2 separate regions of the Homo sapiens genome follow, and region 1 is linked to region 2. The links are chromatin loops, found by intact Hi-C in ENCODE. Cell type or tissue: right lobe of liver. All regions are shown on one strand. Links, peaks and the distances in the headings refer to the core of each region. The heading gives the core; the rest is flanking DNA.

Region 1 (8,808 bases), core at 2,086-7,085, 240 kb before region 2:
CATCCAACCATTACAGAGAAAAAGAAAGCACCTAAAATCCTCCAAAATGAAACAATAAGTTAATAGATCTGGAAACAAGAAAAAAAATAAAATGGAAACAGAGGCATCTTCTAAACATGTCTTTTCATGTTGTTTTATCTACCAAGTTAAATCACTCCCTGGTCTGGGCTATCTCTGTACCTGGCAACTCTTCTACTGCCATGCTTAGCACAATGAATGTATAAACTTTTTACTTACTTAGCTGCTTCTTGCACTAGACCACAGGCTGCTTAGCTGCTTCTTGCACTAGATCACAGGCTGCCACTAGGTCTTGCTACCAGAGCAAGAACTAGGCCTTAATCATTGCTGTATCCCATGCCATAGCATAAAGCCTGCCCACAGGAGGAACAAAATAGTTATCCACATCTATAAACTAGAGAATGCATCCAAAGGGTTATCAAGAAAATGAGAGCCAGAAGTAGATATTAGGAGCTTCAATCTGAAGTTAGAAAACTCAAGAGGCAAGAAGGGAAGAACTGTCAACTAGGGAAGGCAAGAAAGAAGGGTAGTTGGGTAAATCCCTGAAACAAAGACTATGTTCTGAACAGATTGTGCGAAGAAAAAAGATGAGAAACATTGGGAACCTGGCAGAAAACTTAAGAAAATGGGATTTTTAGGTTTGCAATTTGTAATGTGCTATACTTTTATGTTTATCTTGGTAAACAGTATCTCCCATATGTGAAACCAGATTTCTGAATGAGCCTCACCAATCCCTCTCCATCATCACCCATGCCCAACAGTCTCAATTCCTCACTGGTATCTCTTTAACCTTTTCCCAGTGTTTGATTCTCACTCCTGTCACCTTTGTTCAGGTCCCCATTATTTTTCACTTGAATTGTTTTCTCCTCCAAATTCAACTATCTGTTTCCAGTCTGTGCCCCTCAAAAACTCTTCTTTGATATGAAAATATCTTCCTAAAATTTGGCTCTGATTATACAACTTCCTGGTTCAATCATCTTCAATGGTCCCTATTTACAAAGGTCTCCAGAATAAAATTCTCTTTATTGCCATAGTATAAGTAACATGACAAAGTGCACTGAGCCCGAACATAAATCATGCTACTGTAAAGACACATGCACACGTATGTTTATTGCAGCACTATTCACAATAGCAAAGACTTGGAACCAACCCAAATGTCCATCAATGATGGACTGGATTAAGAAAATGTGGCACATATACACCATGGTATAATACTATGCAGCCATAAAAAAGGATGAGTTCATGTCCTTTGCAGGGACATGGATGCAGCTGGAAACCATCATTCTGAGCAAGCTATCGCAAGGACAGAAAACCAAACACCACATGTTCTCACTCATAGGTGGGAACTGAACAATGAGAACACTTGGACACAGGGTGGGAAACATCACACCCCAGTGCCTGTTGTTGGGTAGGGGGCTGGTAGGGGGGGGATAGCATTAGGAGAAATACCTAATGTAAATGATGAATTAATGGGTGCAGTAAACCAACATGGTACATGTATACCTATGTAACAAACCTGCACGTTGTGCACATGTACCCTAGAACTTAAGGTATAATTTAAAAAAAGGAACAAAGTTTTGAAAATGACATCCACCACTTACTAGCAATGTGACCACGAGAGTCACTTTTACCTCTCTAAGACTCAGGTTTCCAATGAGAGAGAGAAAAAGAGAGACTAAGAAAAAGAGAGAACTAAGACTTAAAAAGAATGTGGCTAGCCCAGCATTAGGTACATGATGCAGGCTCAATATCTTTCCCTCAATTTTTCTGCCCAGACCAGCATTCCAGCCTTAACAATGCCCTTACCCAGCCCTGGACACTGTGCTCTATGATGCTATCCTCTGTTCTCCCACAGACCGTTGATCATTGTTAATATATCACTCAGCCTGTTATGCCTGTATTTTATTTTCTTATAAGCATATTTATATTATACTGTTTGGAGTAATTAGTTTTTTCTATCCTTCTAGATTTAAAATGCTTTGAGAACAGAGGTTTGACCTTGTTCTTCAAGCTTGTCCAACTGGTGGCCCATGGGCCGCATTTGAATGCGGCCCAACACAAATTCGTAAACTTTCTTAAAACATTATGAGATTTTGTGATTTATTTTTTTAGCTCATAAGCTATCGTTAGTGTTTATGTATTTTATGTGTGGCCCAAGACAATTATTCTTCCAATGTAGCCCAGGGAAGCCAAAAGATTGGACACCCCTGTTCTTCATCTTCATATCTCCCACATTATATTCCATTATGTACTGCACAGAATAGGAACTCTGTTAAGTGTCTACTAAATTGGGGTGCATTGCATAATTTTATGTGGTTTATCCAAGTTTTAAAGCTGAACTTTCCTTTTGGTGTAAGAATTAATAGTAAGAGGCAGAACAGAGAACTGCCACACTGAAAATAAAGTATATCCCTCTAGTACCCAACACCAGCCTTGAAATACAGTTAGCGTTCCCTAAATTACGTAAATTTTTGTCAGATTAAACACCTACTGCGCTGAATACATTTTTTAAGAGAATGTAGTTCTTGAAAATAAGTGTTTTTAGTCAAAATGTTTTGGGCAAGAGAGGATAGTAACATCTACCCAAATCCAGCAACAGTCCTAGGAAAAAAAAATGCCCAAAGAAGATTAGTTCTACTGGTATTGAACAGTAAGATTATTATGCTTTAGAATATGAGTTTTCATCTAAATAGGTTTGTATTCTCGATTTCCACAGAGACTGAAACCTGGTAAAATGAGCTTAAATTGCATGCAGAAATGTATAATGACTTTAGGGATTCTTCGGGTAAGATAAACAAAAATTGTTTCCCATTTTATTTTGGGTAAAATAATATGAAGAGCTAATCTTTGAATAAATCAAAAATTAATATATTCACTCTGTTTTTAATTCTATATCTTGAAGGCAAAGTAACCCAAAGTCAAACTTTTATAGTAGTGTGTACAATAGTTATTACTGGTGTAAATTTTAACAGTTGTTACTGCTGATTCTTTAAAAATATGTGGCAAAATGGTTATGATCAAGAACTGTGGGTTGGGGGGGAGACGAGGGTTAAACCTCCTACAGCTTTAGATCTTGACCAAATTACTTATCCTTCAAATCTCTGCTTCATCACGTACTATGACGATAATTGGAGCATCTATCTGAAAGGTTGCTGTGAGCATGAAAAGATTAAATGATACTGATCATAAAGCATTGTGCCTGAAACAAAGTGAGTACTTGATAAATGGCAGCTATAATAATGATAATCATTACTATAAGTTTATCCAGTTGTAATCATTTTAGCTACCTACTAGAAATACGTATTATTTACAAAGCAGTCTTCTTTCAGCCAGGCATGGTGGCGTGGGCCTGCCTGTGGTCCCAGCTACTCAGAAGGCTGAGGTGGGAGGATCGCTTGAGCCCAGGAGGTCGAGAATTCAGTGAGCGTGATCGCACCACTGCACTCCAGCCTGGGCGACAGAGTGAGCCTTCGTGTCTAAATAATTAGTCAACTGGACGGGCACGGTGGCTCAAGCCTGTAATCCCAACAATTTGAGCGGCCAAGACAGGCAGCTCACTTGAAGTCAGAAGTTCAAGCCTGGCCAACATGGTGAAACCCCGTCTCTACTAAAAATACAAAAATTAGCCGTGGTAGCGGGCGCCTGTAATCCCAGCTACTCGGGAGGCTGAGACAAGGAGAATCGCTTGAATCCGGAAGGCGGAGGTTGCAGTGAGCCGAGATCGCGCCACTGCACTCCAGCCCGGGCGACAGTGCGAGACTCCGTCTCAAAAATAAAAATAATTAGTAAATTAATTCATTAATTTAAGAAAAAAAGCGCAATCTTCTTCCAAAGGCGATCCCAAGGCTGTTGGAGGCTGAAACCGCTAAGTCGCCCCCTACCGCGCGGGTGGCTTCGTCCCGGACCCCTCCAGAGGCTGTGCCACTGCTGGAGGTGCTCAGCGGGGCCGGGACCCGCTTGGGGCGCCGTCCGGGGCGAGCACCGGAGCCCGACTGGGCTGAATGGCAGGTCCTGACCAAGCCACCCGCGCGGCCCCGCCCGCCTGGCGGGATGAGTGACGGCGGCAACAGGTGCAGAGCGGCGTCCGCGGCTTCTCGGGAGCCCCCGAGTTTTGCGAGTCAGGCCCCGAGAGTCAGAGTTTGACTCTAGAACCTTCTTCGCTTTACACCAGTCTTCGGAAGTCGCCCGTCAACCGGCTTCTTCTACCTCAGTAAAGCCTTAAGGTCACCTCAACCTCTCGAAACCCACCAGTCCCAGAGGCCGACTCTTCTCAAGTGGAGGAGAGGGGAAGGCGTGCATGGAGCTTTGCCTGACCGCTCGCTCTCTCCTCCCCAGCCGTCTGAGAGAAGGCGAGAGGGGTCCCAGAACCGAGCCCTCGCTCCGCACGCCCCACGCCCGCCCCGCTGTGCCGTGCGCTCTGCCCCTGAGACGCCCCGGCTCGGAGTCCCAGGGCCACAGCCGAAACTCGCCCTCCCGCGCCCCTCTCCGGCTTGCAGCGCCCGCCCGCACCGCCACCTGCCACCCGAGGCGACGCAGTCCGCTTCTCCCCACCCGCCAGGTGGCAGGTTCAGGGCCGGGGTCCGAGCCTGCTTCCCTGCAGCTGCCACAGCCACCCTCGCCGCCAGGGGGCGAGAGTCCCAGGCAGGACAAGCAGCGCTGCTGCCTTGGCGTGAAGGTGGTTTCAAACTTTAGGCTTCTTTTCCCTACCCCGCGTCTCTGAAGAGCAGAGAGGAAGATGGAAACCGAGTCCGGGCCGGTGAGTACGGCGATCAGGGCCCCAGGGCGCGGGATAGCGGGGAGAAGGAGCAGCGTGGAGCCTGTCCCTGAGGGCTTGGAGGGGCGAGGTGAAGGCCCCAAACGCTCGCTATCTGGTTGGGAAGAAACGTGGCCAGGTGCCCCATCGACCGCTGCCAGGAGCCACCCGCCCGCAGACCTCGTCTGGCTGTGTCATGGGGGTCAGAAAGGCGCCGCCACGGGGCCTGGACTGGGTGTAGACGGGCCAGGGGACCTCAGGCGTGGATGTTTCGGGAGGCGGCGGGCTGCCAGGCACCCAGCGAAGTCCGAGCAGGTAAACCGCTTTCCCGCCGAAATTGGGCTAGGCAGCGTCTTTGACGCTCCCTGCGGCCGAACTCGACCCAGCCGCCCAAGGCGAGGAGTTGCCAGGGCGGTCGACGCCTCCACTCCCCGACTGGTCAGCGAGGACCGGAAGGTCTGAGAGACCTGGCAGGGCCCGCCTGTGGCCCAGGCGGGACCCGGACACTCTAGCCCTGGCTGTGCACCCAAGCCAGTCAGGGTGGACTTGGGGAAGTGAAGGAGGACTGCCCGCACAGGCCCGAGGCGCAGCGGCAACGTGCCATCCCGCCCCGCCCCGTCCCGCCGCCAGCAGCCAATCAGGGAGCGCCGCGCGAGGGTGGGGACCAGCTGCGCACGAGGCCAGCGGCGGGGTCGCTGCCGTTGAGGCTTCCCGCCACTGCTGCTGGCGGATTTGTGGGGCAAAATTTCTCGCTGGCTAGCCTTCTTTTCCCTCCCGCACTTTGGTGGGGAGGGGGTGGATCCTCGTTTCGGTGCCCAAGTTCACGATGACCCGAGAGAACTCGAGGAAGTTGTCGCCGCGGCCATTTCCCCCAGTGCCGCAACTTGCTGGCCTTGGAGGGGGAGGAGCGCCGAGGCAGTGACTGCGACGGTTAGCCCGCCCGTTCCTGCTGTCTTCGTTTGCAAAATAGATGCTAGATCTCGAGGTTGATTCTCAAGGGGAGGGGCCAGTGAGGGCACATTGCTTTGGAGGAGTAGTTTAATAAACTCTCTAGTGCTGGAAGTTTTAGCAAACGGAGGAGCCTTCAAACCCGGCAACAGTCCCCATCTAGGTGTTTCCGTAACACATGCGGAATTATTGCTAGTGGAATTTCAGGCTTTCTTTGTTGTTTAACTCAATGCATCGCTAATTGTTTATAATGAACTTAGATGTTGCCTCCACCTGAGCCTTGCTATTGCTAACATTAAAATATTTTGTAGGCCTGGCGCGATGGCTCCCGCCTGTAATCCCAGCACTTTGGGAGGCCAAGGTGGGCGGATCACGAGGTCAGGAGATCGAGACCATCCTGGCCAAAATGGTGAAAACCCATCTCTACTAATACAAAAAAATTAGCTGGGCGTGGTGGTGCGCACCTGTAGTCTCAGCTACTCAGGAGGCTGAGGCAGGAGAATCTCTTGAACCAGGGAGGCGGAGGTTGCAGTGAGCCGAAATCACGCCACTGCACTCCAGCCTGGCGACAGAGCAAGACTGTCTCAAATATATATATATATATATATATATATATATATATATATATATATATATATATATATATGTATTAGACTGCTGTTATACTGTATTCTTTAGCCTTCAGCCTATTTGGCATATCATGAGCAGGTCTCTCCTGAAGAAATGATTCACTTTTAGTCATTCAACAGATATTTATTGAGCACCTGCTGTGTACTGTCAGTACTTTAGATGCTGCCATGAAAAAAGCAAAACTTCTGCCCTGGTGCATTACATAATAGTGGAGACAGATAATAAACATACTAAGTAAACTATATCGTATGTTAGAAAATGATGAGGGAGAAAACTTAAGCAGAGCGAGCCCACAATAGAGCCTTAGAGAGTGGAGGAGAATGAAGTGAATTGAGTGTGAAAGGTTGTTTTTCTTTTCTCAGGGAGTATCCTTTAGTTTCTCGAGATTGGAAATAAAGCACTGTTTACTTCCGTTCATTTCATCCTTCTCTCAATGAAATATAATGGGGTTTGTCTTTTACTTAAACTTGCGAACATATTAGTACATCTTATTTTCAATAAGAGAATTTCATGAAGAATGATTTTTTAAATTTAGCAAATAGGTAATTTTGACACTGTAAACAAATGGGCAGAAAGACAAGATTACATCTACTAGAGCTGTTATATTATCTCTAGCAATACAAAATCCATAGTTGAAAAATACTAAGCATTCCAGAATTACCCATTCTGAGCATTATATCCTACTGAGCGAAGTGACTGAAGTCACAAATAACCTCCAAGTGCCCAGAGAGAAAGCTGTTAAGATTAGATTCCCAGTTTCTTTCATTGGAAACTACAACATAGTAATTATTAAATGTGGTGGCTTTTCTGTGTTTTAAAAGAAGTATTTACATATTCCCTTATTAGGAGTACATACTTCCTTAAGGCTGGATGGGGAAGAGAGCCCATAAGGTCCAGCCTATAGCCCAATTGCCACTCCTGCCCTAGTCATTTCTCTGTACATCTTGCAAAGATTAATTTAGGGATTGTGATTGTATTGGCCAGAGAAGAAAGAGCAGAACAAATTTGAAAAAGAACAACTTTATTACCTGAGCTGGAGATTCATTTTCATGAGTTTGTTTCTCAGAGAATTGGAATTATGAACTTCAAGCTTTTGTTATTTTCTTTTTCTTTCTTTTTGAGATGGGGTCTTTCTTTGTTGCCCAGGCTGGTCTCGAACTCCTGATCTCAAGCAATCCTCCTGCCTCAGCCTCCCAAGCAGCTGGGATTACAGGCACAAGCCACAACACCCAGTTTACTTCAAGTTTTTTGAAGCACACATTTAGGATATTATGGGGTTTGTCTTTAGGATATTATGGGGTTTGTCTCAGAAGTGTGTTTAGTGTTTCCAGATGGAAAATAATTCACCAGTTCTTGAATTGGTTTCTCTTCAATGTGATTCTCAAGTCTTGGGTTTTTTTTCAGTTATACCTTAAAAGTCTATTATCTTACCATTCTGCAAAGGCTTATACATTTATATATATTTATTAAAATTTAAATTATGTCCTCTAACTTAGAATTGTGAACATGTGGATATGTACTGAGCTAATTCTTTGGAATAAACATTTATGAGCTACAAGTATATAATTTTTTAACAAAATCAGTCCAATCTTCAAATTGACAAGTGCATTTAAAATTTTGACTTTCAGGCTGAAAATGGTGAATGTGAATGTTAGAGTTTATTAACTTGTCGATGACCATTAGTTAAAGACCACCAGGAACACATGCGTCATTTAGTAAAGTTGGGTCTGTTAATTGTTCAAACAAGGGAAAACATAAACCATGGGGCCTCTCAATCAGAAGGTGTTAGAACTTACAGGATATAGGCTTCTGTTGAGCAATTTCTAGAGAGGGTTTAAGGAAGTAGGGCTTTACTCTGGAATGTATAGCGTCAGGAAATGGTAGTAATTCTATGATTGGATGTGTTAACTTTTATCTAAAAGGAAAGAAAAATGGATCGAGGCTAAAACTATAGCTGATAAAGAAGGAGCAGTCACTCATATCAGCCAGAATGGAGGGTTGTTTGGTTATTCTTGTGGTTTGGGCAATGCCTTTGTTTTTGTCAGCATTCAAACATGATTATGGAGTGGTCTTGTTTTTAATCTTGATCCATCAGAGTCACAGGGTGACTTTGTCTGATGTTGGTGTTCTGTTAACAAGAGAACACCACAGCCTAGCTGTGAGTGCCAGGCCAACTCCTAACAACACCAGGGTGTAGTTGATTGTGTCAGGCTGGGACTGTTTTCTCTTTCTCAAACATGTTCATGAGTTTAATATTCCCCTTAATAATTAAGTAATAGGTTTGATAATAATATAAGCATTTTAAGTAATATATTTAATATTTAAAATCTCTATAGTGGAGTAGATTCTGTGTTTCCTAGTTCTGTTGCCTTAAAAAGCTCTTAGCTCTAATTATAATTTTTATAATATTAAAAGTAAAGCCTAGAATACTATATTTTGCCTAAATGACTCTTCTTTTT
Region 2 (8,808 bases), core at 1,246-6,245:
TCTTATAAATTAACTCTAAAATGTTTAACACTATGTTTAAAAGTTTCGATTACCTGCTGGGAAAATATTTATTGCTATTCAGAAGACATGCAGCACCATCAAGTGTGTGTCTAGTATAGTCTATAGCAGGACACTACAAAAGAAAGAATATAGAAATGCATCAACAAAGAGCTCTCTCTTAAGTTAGATATATTCATTATATGGGTATACCTTATTCCAAAGACATGAGCATGTTCTAAGAAAAAAGTTCCTTACAATTTCCGAATGCTTGTAAAATATAATGTTATATTAATAAGTAAGGTTTATTATCCCCTTGAACCATATCACAATTCTAGATGATACATAAACCAGTCTCCCATTTTTATTCCCAACATCGTACCTACAAGAAAACAACAATTACAGACAAGAAGAATCCTGATTTATCTCTGGTATCTCCAGGGATGCCTTCTTATATCCTAAACAATATTCCTTATTATGTCCCTAGCACTCTATTATCAATCTAGCAGCCCTCTAAAGAACTTTCTCCCAGATCACCTTTGAATTTTAACATGAAATATCAAAGTTTCCTTATATTTTAATAAATCTGACTTATTCTGTTCCATTTATCAGAAACAATGAAAAAAAGAAACAATGAAACACTGTCTCATGGCAACTCAGTAAATTTATTAAAGGAAAAATAAAACTGCAAAGTAATTGTCCTCATCCAGTCCTCCTGAGGGCAGACAGGGAGCAACATCAAGGGGAAAGCAGTCTAGAAACAAACCAGGGAGTCAACCAGAAGGAAAAAACAACTAGAGGAAGGAGTAACAATGACTGTAGCTCAAAGACTCTACCCAGTAATTAGGTTATTTTTCAAGTTTGAGACTGAAGCTGTCACTTAGAAATACGGTTTAGTAACTACTAAATATGGCTTAGTGCCGTGGCACTAAAAAATTACCTAATAAAAAAGAAGTATTTTTCTAACAATATATCCACAGGAATTTCTGATTAGTGGACTCCTTGCCAAAAACAGTACCATGAGCAATATTTATTGAAAAAAACTACCTTTCTCCAGATATATGACCACAGATGAGTTGGTCAAAAGCAAATATCCCAAGTAACTGTATTTCTCATATTTGTCATTTGGGTATACCATGAGACAGTTTTACAACCTTTAAACCAGAATCATCAACAGAAATACAGCAGACCCTTGAACAACACAGGTTTGAACTGCGTAAATCCACTTATGCTCAGATTTTCCCAGCAACGGCAAGACCAACCCCACTTCTTTCTCTTTCTCCTCAGCCTACTCAACGACATGAACACAACAAGGAAGACCTTTACAATGATCCACTTAATGAATGGCAAATATATTTTCTCTTCCTTACGATTTTCTTTAAAAAAAAGAAAGAAAGAAGGTCTCACTATGTTGACCAGGCTGGTCTCGAACTCCTGGCCTCAAGCGATCCTCCCATCTCAGCCTCCCAAAGTGCTGGGTTTACAGGCATAAGCCATCACGCCCAGCCCCTTATGATTTTCTGAATAACATTTTCTCTAGCTTCCTTCATTGCAATACACTATATAATACACAGAACATACAAAATGTGTGTTAATCGACTGTTATCGGTAAGGCTTCCAGTCAACAGTAGGCTATTAGTAATTAAGTTTTGGGGGAGTCAAAAGTTAGATACTCAGATTTTCAGCTGCACAGAGGGTTGGGATCCCAATCCCGGAGTTGTTCAAGGGTCAACTGTATAATGCAAGCCATATATTTAATTTTAAATTTTCTAGGCCCAATGTGGTGGCTCACGCCTGTAATTCCAGCACTTTGGGAGGCCAAAGTGGGAAGATCACTTGAGTCCAGGAGTTCAAGACCAGCCTAGGCAACACAGGGAAATGCCCCTATCTCTACAAAAAATTTGAAAAATTAGCCAGACATGGTGGCACTATGATTGTAGTCCCAGCTACCAAGAAGGCTGAGGCAGGAGGATTGCTTGAGCACAGGAGGTCAAGGGAGGTAAGCCAAGATCAGGCCACTGCATTCCAGCCTGGATAACAGGGTAAGATTTCGTCTCAAAAAATTAATTAATTAACTTTCTAAGAGATACATTAAAAAGGGGATAACGTGAGGCCGGGCGCAGTGGCTCACGCCTATAATTCCAGCATTTTGGGAGGCCGAGGCAGGTGGATCACAAGGTCAGGAGATCAAGACCATCCTGGCTAACACGATGAAACCCCATCTCTACTAAAAATACAAAAAATTAGCTGTGCGCAGTGGCAGGCACCTGTAGTCCCAGCTACTCAGGAGGCTGAGGCAGGAGAATGGCAAGAACCCGGGAGGCGGAGCTTGCAGTGAGCCAAGATCGCGCCACTGCACTCCAGCCTGGGCAAGAGTGTGAGACTCCGTCTCAAAAATAAAAATTAAAAAATAAAAAATAAAAAGGTAACGTGAAAGAGGTGAAATTAATTTTAATATTGTAGTTTGACCCACTATATCCAAAATAATACCATTTCAGCAGGTAATTGATATAAAATTAATGGGCTACTTTTTGACTTTTAAGATATAATTGATACAACTAAAATTTACTCTTAAAAATTCAGTAGTTTCTAGTATATTCACAAAATTCTGCAACCATTACCACTAAATTTCAGAACATTTCAGCATCCCAAAAAGAAACCTTGAACCAATTAGCAGTCACTTCCCATTCTCTCCTTCCCCCAGCCCTAAGCAACAACCAACCTAATTTCTGTTTCACAGGATTTGCCTATTCTGGATATTTCATTAAAATGAAATAATATAATAAGTGGCATTTTGTGTCTGGCTTCTATTATGTTTTCAAGGCTTATCCATGGTGTAGTATGAATCAGTACTTCATTCCTTTTTTTAAAATTCAAAACTTTTTAGCCTTTAATGTTTTTAATATATACAAAATGCCGTACTGTATGTTTCTCCCTTTAAGACTTCATTCCTTTTCATGGCTGAATATTATTCCATTGTACACATACAGTCAGCACTTTGCATCTGCAGATTCAACCAACTGCAGATCAAAACTACACTTTAAAACCCCATAACAATAAAAAATAATACAAATTAAGAAATACAGTATAACAACTATTTATATAGCATTTATATTGTATTCAGTATTATATGTAATCTAGAGATGATTTAAAGTATATAGGAGGATGTGCATAGGTCATATGCAAATACTATGCCATTTTATATAAGAGACTTTGGTATCTGTGGTTTTGGTATTCATGGGGGTCCTGGGACCAATCCTCTGAGGCTACTGAGAGATGGCTGCAACACATTTTGCTTATCCATTCATCAGTTGATGGATATTTGGTTGTTTCCATTTTTTGGCTATCATAAATAATGTGACTGTGAATATTCATGTACAAGTCTTTGTGCAGATAAATGTTTTCATTTTGGGGGAACTACATATCAAGGAGTGGAATTCCTGGGTCGTATGCAACTCTATGCTTACCATTTTAAGGAACTTCCAAACTGTTTTTTGAAATAGCTGAAGCATTTTACAATCCCATCATCAATGTTTAGGGGTTCCACTTCACATCCCCGTCAGCACTTGTTATTGTCTATCTTTCCTATTTTAGCCATTATAGTGGGTATGAAAGTATATGCCATTTGGGGTTTTGATGCTTTTTTCTTAACATTTTAAAAAATTGTAGTAAAATATATACACCACAAATTTTTCCATTTTGACCCTTTTTTTTTTTTTGAGACGGAGTCTCACTCTGTTGCCCAGGCTGGAGTGCAGTGATGTGATCTCCACTCAGTGCAAGCTCCGTCTGCAGGGTTCACGTCATTCTCCTGCCTCAGCCTCCCAAGTAGCTGAGACTACAGGCACACGCCACAGCGCCCGGGTAATTTTTTGTATTTTTAGCAGAGATGGGGTTTCACCGTGTTAGCCAGGATGGTCTTGATCTCCTGACCTCGTGATCCGCCCGCCTTGGCCTCCCCAAGTGCTGGAATTACAGGCGTGAGCCACCGCGCCCAGACAGCTATTTTGACCATTTTTAAATGTACAATTTAGTGGCATTAATTTACAATATTGTGCAACCATCTTCACTGTTTCCAACTCTCAAACAGAAACTATTATGGCCAGGCATGGTGGCTCATGCCTATAATCCCAGCACACTGGGAGGCCAAGGCAGGTGGATCACTTGAGGCCAGGAGTTTGAGACCAAACTGGTCAACATGGTGAAACTCCGTCTCTACTAAAAATACAAAAATTAGCCTGGCATGGTGGTGCACGCCTGTTGTCCCAGCTACTCAGAAGGCTGAGGCAGTGAACTGCTTGAAACTGGGAGGTGGGGGCTACAGTGAGGCAAGATTGTGCCACTGCACTCCAGCCTGGGCAACAGAGTGAAACTCCAGCCTGGGCGACAGAGCGAAACTCTTGTCTCTTAAAAAAAAAAAAGAAAGAAACTCGGCTGGGCGCAGTGGCTCACATCTATAATCCCAGCACTTTAGGAGGCTGAGGTGGGCGGATCACATGAGGTCAGGAGTTCGAGGCCAGCCTGGCCAATAGGGTGAAACCATGTCACTACTAAAAATACAAAAATTAGTCAGGCGAGGTGGCACATGCCTGTAAATCCCAGCCACTTGGGAAGCTGAGACAGGAGAATCGCCTGAACCTGGGAAGCGGAGGTTGCAGTGAGCCGAGATTGCGCCACTGAACTCCAGCCTGGGCAAAAGAGCAAGACTCTGTCTCAAAAAGAAAAGAAAAGAAAAAAGTCTATTACCCTTAAGCACTAACTTCCCATACCGCCCATCCTTTGGCAGCTTCTACCTACCTTCAAATGTCTATATGAATTTATTCACTCTAGATAAGTGGAATGCTACAGTATCTGTCCTTTTGCATCTGACTTGTTTCACTCCACATAATACATACTGGATTTTAAAGGTTCATCTGTGTTGTAGCATGTATCAGAACTTCATTCCCTTTCATGGTTTTATAATATTTCATTGTATGTCCATGCTACATTTTGTTTCTCCATTCTCACGGTGGTTTTTTTTTTTCCCTTATCAAGCATGGTTGTGGAGGAGACAATGTTAATCAGCATAACAATAACGCACAACCCTCGCACCAACTGTCTGTGGTTTTGAGATGTGCCTTAATAACTAATGTTGAGCATCTTTTCATGTGCTTACTGGCCATTTCTGAATCTTTTTTTGAGACATGGTCTCTCTCTGTCACATAGGCTGGAGTGTAGTGGTGTGATCTTTGCTTACTTCAACCTTGAGTCCTTGGGCTCAGGTGATTCTCCCACCTCAGCCTCCCTAGTAGCTGGGACTACATGTGCACACCCATCACACTCAGCTAATTTTTTGTATTTTTAGTAGAGATGGGGTTTCACCATGTTGGCTAGGCTGGTCTCGAACTCCTGACCTCAGGTGACCCACCTGCCTCGGCCTCCCAAAGTGCTGGGATTACAGGCGTTACTGTCTTCGAAATCCAGTATTTATTTTGTGTTTACAGCATATTTCAATTTTGACTACCCACATTTCAAGTGCTACACAGCTACATGGGGCTCATGGGTTACCACATCACTGTATCTTTAGACCTTTAACTGGTTTCTGAATTTTTAATTTGGATGACATTTTGCATTGTTTTTAGCTGCCTTCCCTTCACCTTCCCCCAGTTAATTCTCAGGTAACTATTCCTACTCTGTAACAGTTATAACAGCAAAAAATGGCAAAATATAGCAGGTTACAAAATACTATGTAATGGTGTTTACAAATTTTTATGTATTATATTTTTCCAAATATATAATCATAATGCTACTGCAAGTGATCACAATCAGCATGTGACTGTGAGGGCTTGTAGACAGTAAGTTATAATGTTTGTCGCCTAGAAGCACTATTTGTATAATTTACTCTATATGCTGAATGCCTCTCTTTAATTCTCAAGGATACTGAATAAATGATTATTGGTGCTAAGTATTCTGCTGCTCCCACTTCAGAATCTCCCTAGTGATTTTAATCCATGAGAGCAATTTTCTTAGCTTAGTTTGTCAGTTCCTATAGTTTCCTGACTAAGCAGTTATTCAAAAACAGTTCAGAAAGTGTCCTTTCAAATTGTTCTTTTGTTTGTATTTTTACAGTAACTCCACTCAATATAACTACCACTTGGAAATCCTACTATCACCCTCCCTTGACACATGGCCAGTTCAACAGATCTGGACTTCAGCAAGCAATGCTGCAATTCTAAGACTCAATTTACAGGTCTTAATGCTAATGACTATCCTGTCATTTAATATTAATCAAGAAAGAAGTGGATATGAGAATGACAGTATATTTAAGAGTCATAACACATCACAAACTGGATATCACTTCCACTCTAAAGAAAGAATAATACATCATTACTATTTGCCAAAACAAAACTAGCCTTGATTCAGCCTTCTTGATTCAGTTTCCTAATTGCAATAATCACATCATTCACTACGTTAAGTAGCCAACTTCAGTGAATTATCAATGAAACCACTATGTGGATTTTCCCAGATGTAGACAGATACAATCTTTTTATTTTTTTTATTTTTTATTTTTTTTGAGACGGAGTCTCGCTCTGTCGCCCAGGCTGGAGTGCAGTGGCGGGATCTCGGCTCACTGCAAGCTCCGCCTCCTGGGTTCACGCCATTCTCCTGCCTCAGCCTCCCAAGTAGCTGGGACTACAGGCGCCCGCCACTACGCCCGGCTAATTTTTTGTATTTTTAATAGAGACGGGGTTTCACCGTTTTAGCCGGGATGGTCTCGATCTCCTGACCTCGTGATCCGCCCGCCTCGGCCTCCCAAAGTGCTGGGATTACAGGCGTGAGCCACCGCGCCCGGCCGACAGATACAATCTTAATACTGCTTCAATTAATTAACATAAAAATGTGACATCCTGAATGAAACCAGTCTTCCAAATAAGTACTATTCTCTTAGGTATCAAATACTCCTTATTTTGGAGCATTTGTCCTTTTTGAAACAAAAAACATCAGATATTGATTTTGCAACTAGGGCCTCACTTGTCTTCAAGCCTTAGAAGTCTATCAATATAATGACCACTTCAAGGTCTATGATTCTACAGAATTGGCCTAACCCAATATCCCCAGTGAGTCAGTGTCAAGTAAAAAGTAATTATAACAGATTAAATGGGAATACAGATTAAGGGAAAAGCAATGCATAAACAACCCAGATGTAAAGACCATTTTGGAGACAACTAAGGAAAAGTATACTGGGTATCAGATGATATGAAGAAATTTTTTAAATAAGAAAAAGTACAGTAGGCCAGGCACAGTGGTTCACACCTGTAATCCCAGCACTTTGGGAGACTGAGGTGGGCAGATTACTTGAGGTCAGGAGTTTGAGACCAGGCTTGCCAATATAGCAAAACCCCATCTCTACTAAAAATATAAAAATTAGCCCGGCATGATAGCGCATGCCTGTAATCTCAGCCACTTGGGAGGTTGATGCATGAGAATCTCCTGAATCCGGAGACAGAGGTTGCAGCGAACCGAGATCATACCACTGCACTCCAGCCTGGACAACGGAGTAAGAATCCATCTCAAAAAAAAAAAAGAGCAAAACAAAAAACTGCTACTGCCTATAGTCTTACCTTGACAAAAACTAAATAAGGAGAAAAACAACATGAATATTTAAAAGCTCAAAAGTAACATTTCTACTTAAACTAGGCATCAGAGTAATCAATAGTTCTTCCTATCAAAAGAAATAATCTGAACAAAAACCTAAACAGGCGTATCTCAATCATTACACAGTAGATATCAGCACAATGTGACAGATGTTAATCCGTAATAGCCAGTGGATCATGAAGTGAGTTCTAGCCCATGTAATTGCCCAATTATGAAAAATGATGCTTATCATAAGAAATCCTAAAATAGCACTGCAGTAACAACTTCACAACAAGCAACTCAAAATGAAATAGCAAAATGAACAGTGAACTAAAAACCCTAAAAACTTGTCTAACATTGTCTTGAGAGAGATTTAGGCTATAATAATTTTATTAGTTACTCTATTTCATAAATCCTCACCTCTTTTGGAGTTTTATGAGCTGCACAAAGAAAAATCCATTGTTCAGTTGCTGTCATTTGAGTGCAAGTATCTGGATGGCATTCACTCTGTTAAAAATAATTATATTTCTTAATATGTAAAATAATAATGAAAAAGCTTATCATTTAGGTTACTATATTTCCATAATAAATTCTAGAAGAAAGTTAGAAATGTGGATACGTTTTTGTAAGCACATTAAGTTATAAAAACAGAGAAAAAAAAATCAGAACTTTCAATTATAACTTTGACTTAAAGAAAATATTACCTGAAGTTTGACAGCAAGTCCATTTAGCTCAAGGCAGAACTGCCTGAAAATGCAAATACATAAATAAAAAGTCATATCTATTCTTCACAGCAATTTTTAGAATATTAGCTGCAAAAAGAGAATCCCATCAGTATCATCCCTCCTCCCTCATTACCATTCTCAAAACCACCTAAACTGACAATGACACATTTCTTCTAAAGGCTTACAGATTAAAAATAGAAAACCAATAACCCTCATAACATTCAATACCAGAGTTAAGTGAGCTGATCATTCTCTTATATACTAGAAATTAGTACAATTTTTCAGGGAAGTAATTTGGAAATATTTACCAAGACTTTTAGGAAGTGTATACTTTTCGACTAAGTCATTCTTCTAAGAATCTATTGTAATGAAATAATCAGATCTGCATGCAGATAAATGTATAAAGATGTTCACAGGAGCTATATATGCATATGAGAAAATTTCTGAATTGTAGAAAAATTCAGCAACTGGA

The links. A loop is a pair of places that touch in the nucleus more often than their neighbours do. Peaks named below come from ENCODE experiments on the same cell type or tissue, not always from the same donor. Only the 100,000 strongest peaks of a DNase experiment are listed, where the experiment ranks them.
Region 1: a loop joins it to region 2, with 4 times the contacts of the local background. A loop is called at or near these places in 1 of 110 quality-filtered maps.

What each region holds. Positions count from the first base shown.
Region 1 is chr2:197,781,949-197,790,756 of GRCh38, reverse strand. It overlaps BOLL (boule RNA binding protein), which reads left to right and starts at 5,438. Exons shown (of 11, transcript NM_033030.6): 1 at 5,438-5,701. RefSeq lists an enhancer at 4,033-4,262. In right lobe of liver, for the core only: a CTCF peak has its summit at 4,627 (motif pointing right); no DNase peak of the experiment used is centred there; H3K4me3 peaks cover 888 bases; H3K27me3 peaks cover 726 bases.
Region 2 is chr2:197,539,661-197,548,468 of GRCh38, reverse strand. HSPE1-MOB4 (HSPE1-MOB4 readthrough) reads right to left here. Exons shown (of 9, transcript NM_001202485.2): 5 at 8,316-8,358; 6 at 8,032-8,118; 7 at 54-133. It overlaps MOB4 (MOB family member 4, phocein), which reads right to left. Exons shown (of 8, transcript NM_015387.5): 4 at 8,316-8,358; 5 at 8,032-8,118; 6 at 54-133. It also overlaps the pseudogene RNY5P2. Among named protein-coding and RNA genes, the nearest start is that of MOB4, 28 kb to the right of the region's middle. In right lobe of liver, for the core only: no CTCF peak of the experiment used is centred there; no DNase peak of the experiment used is centred there.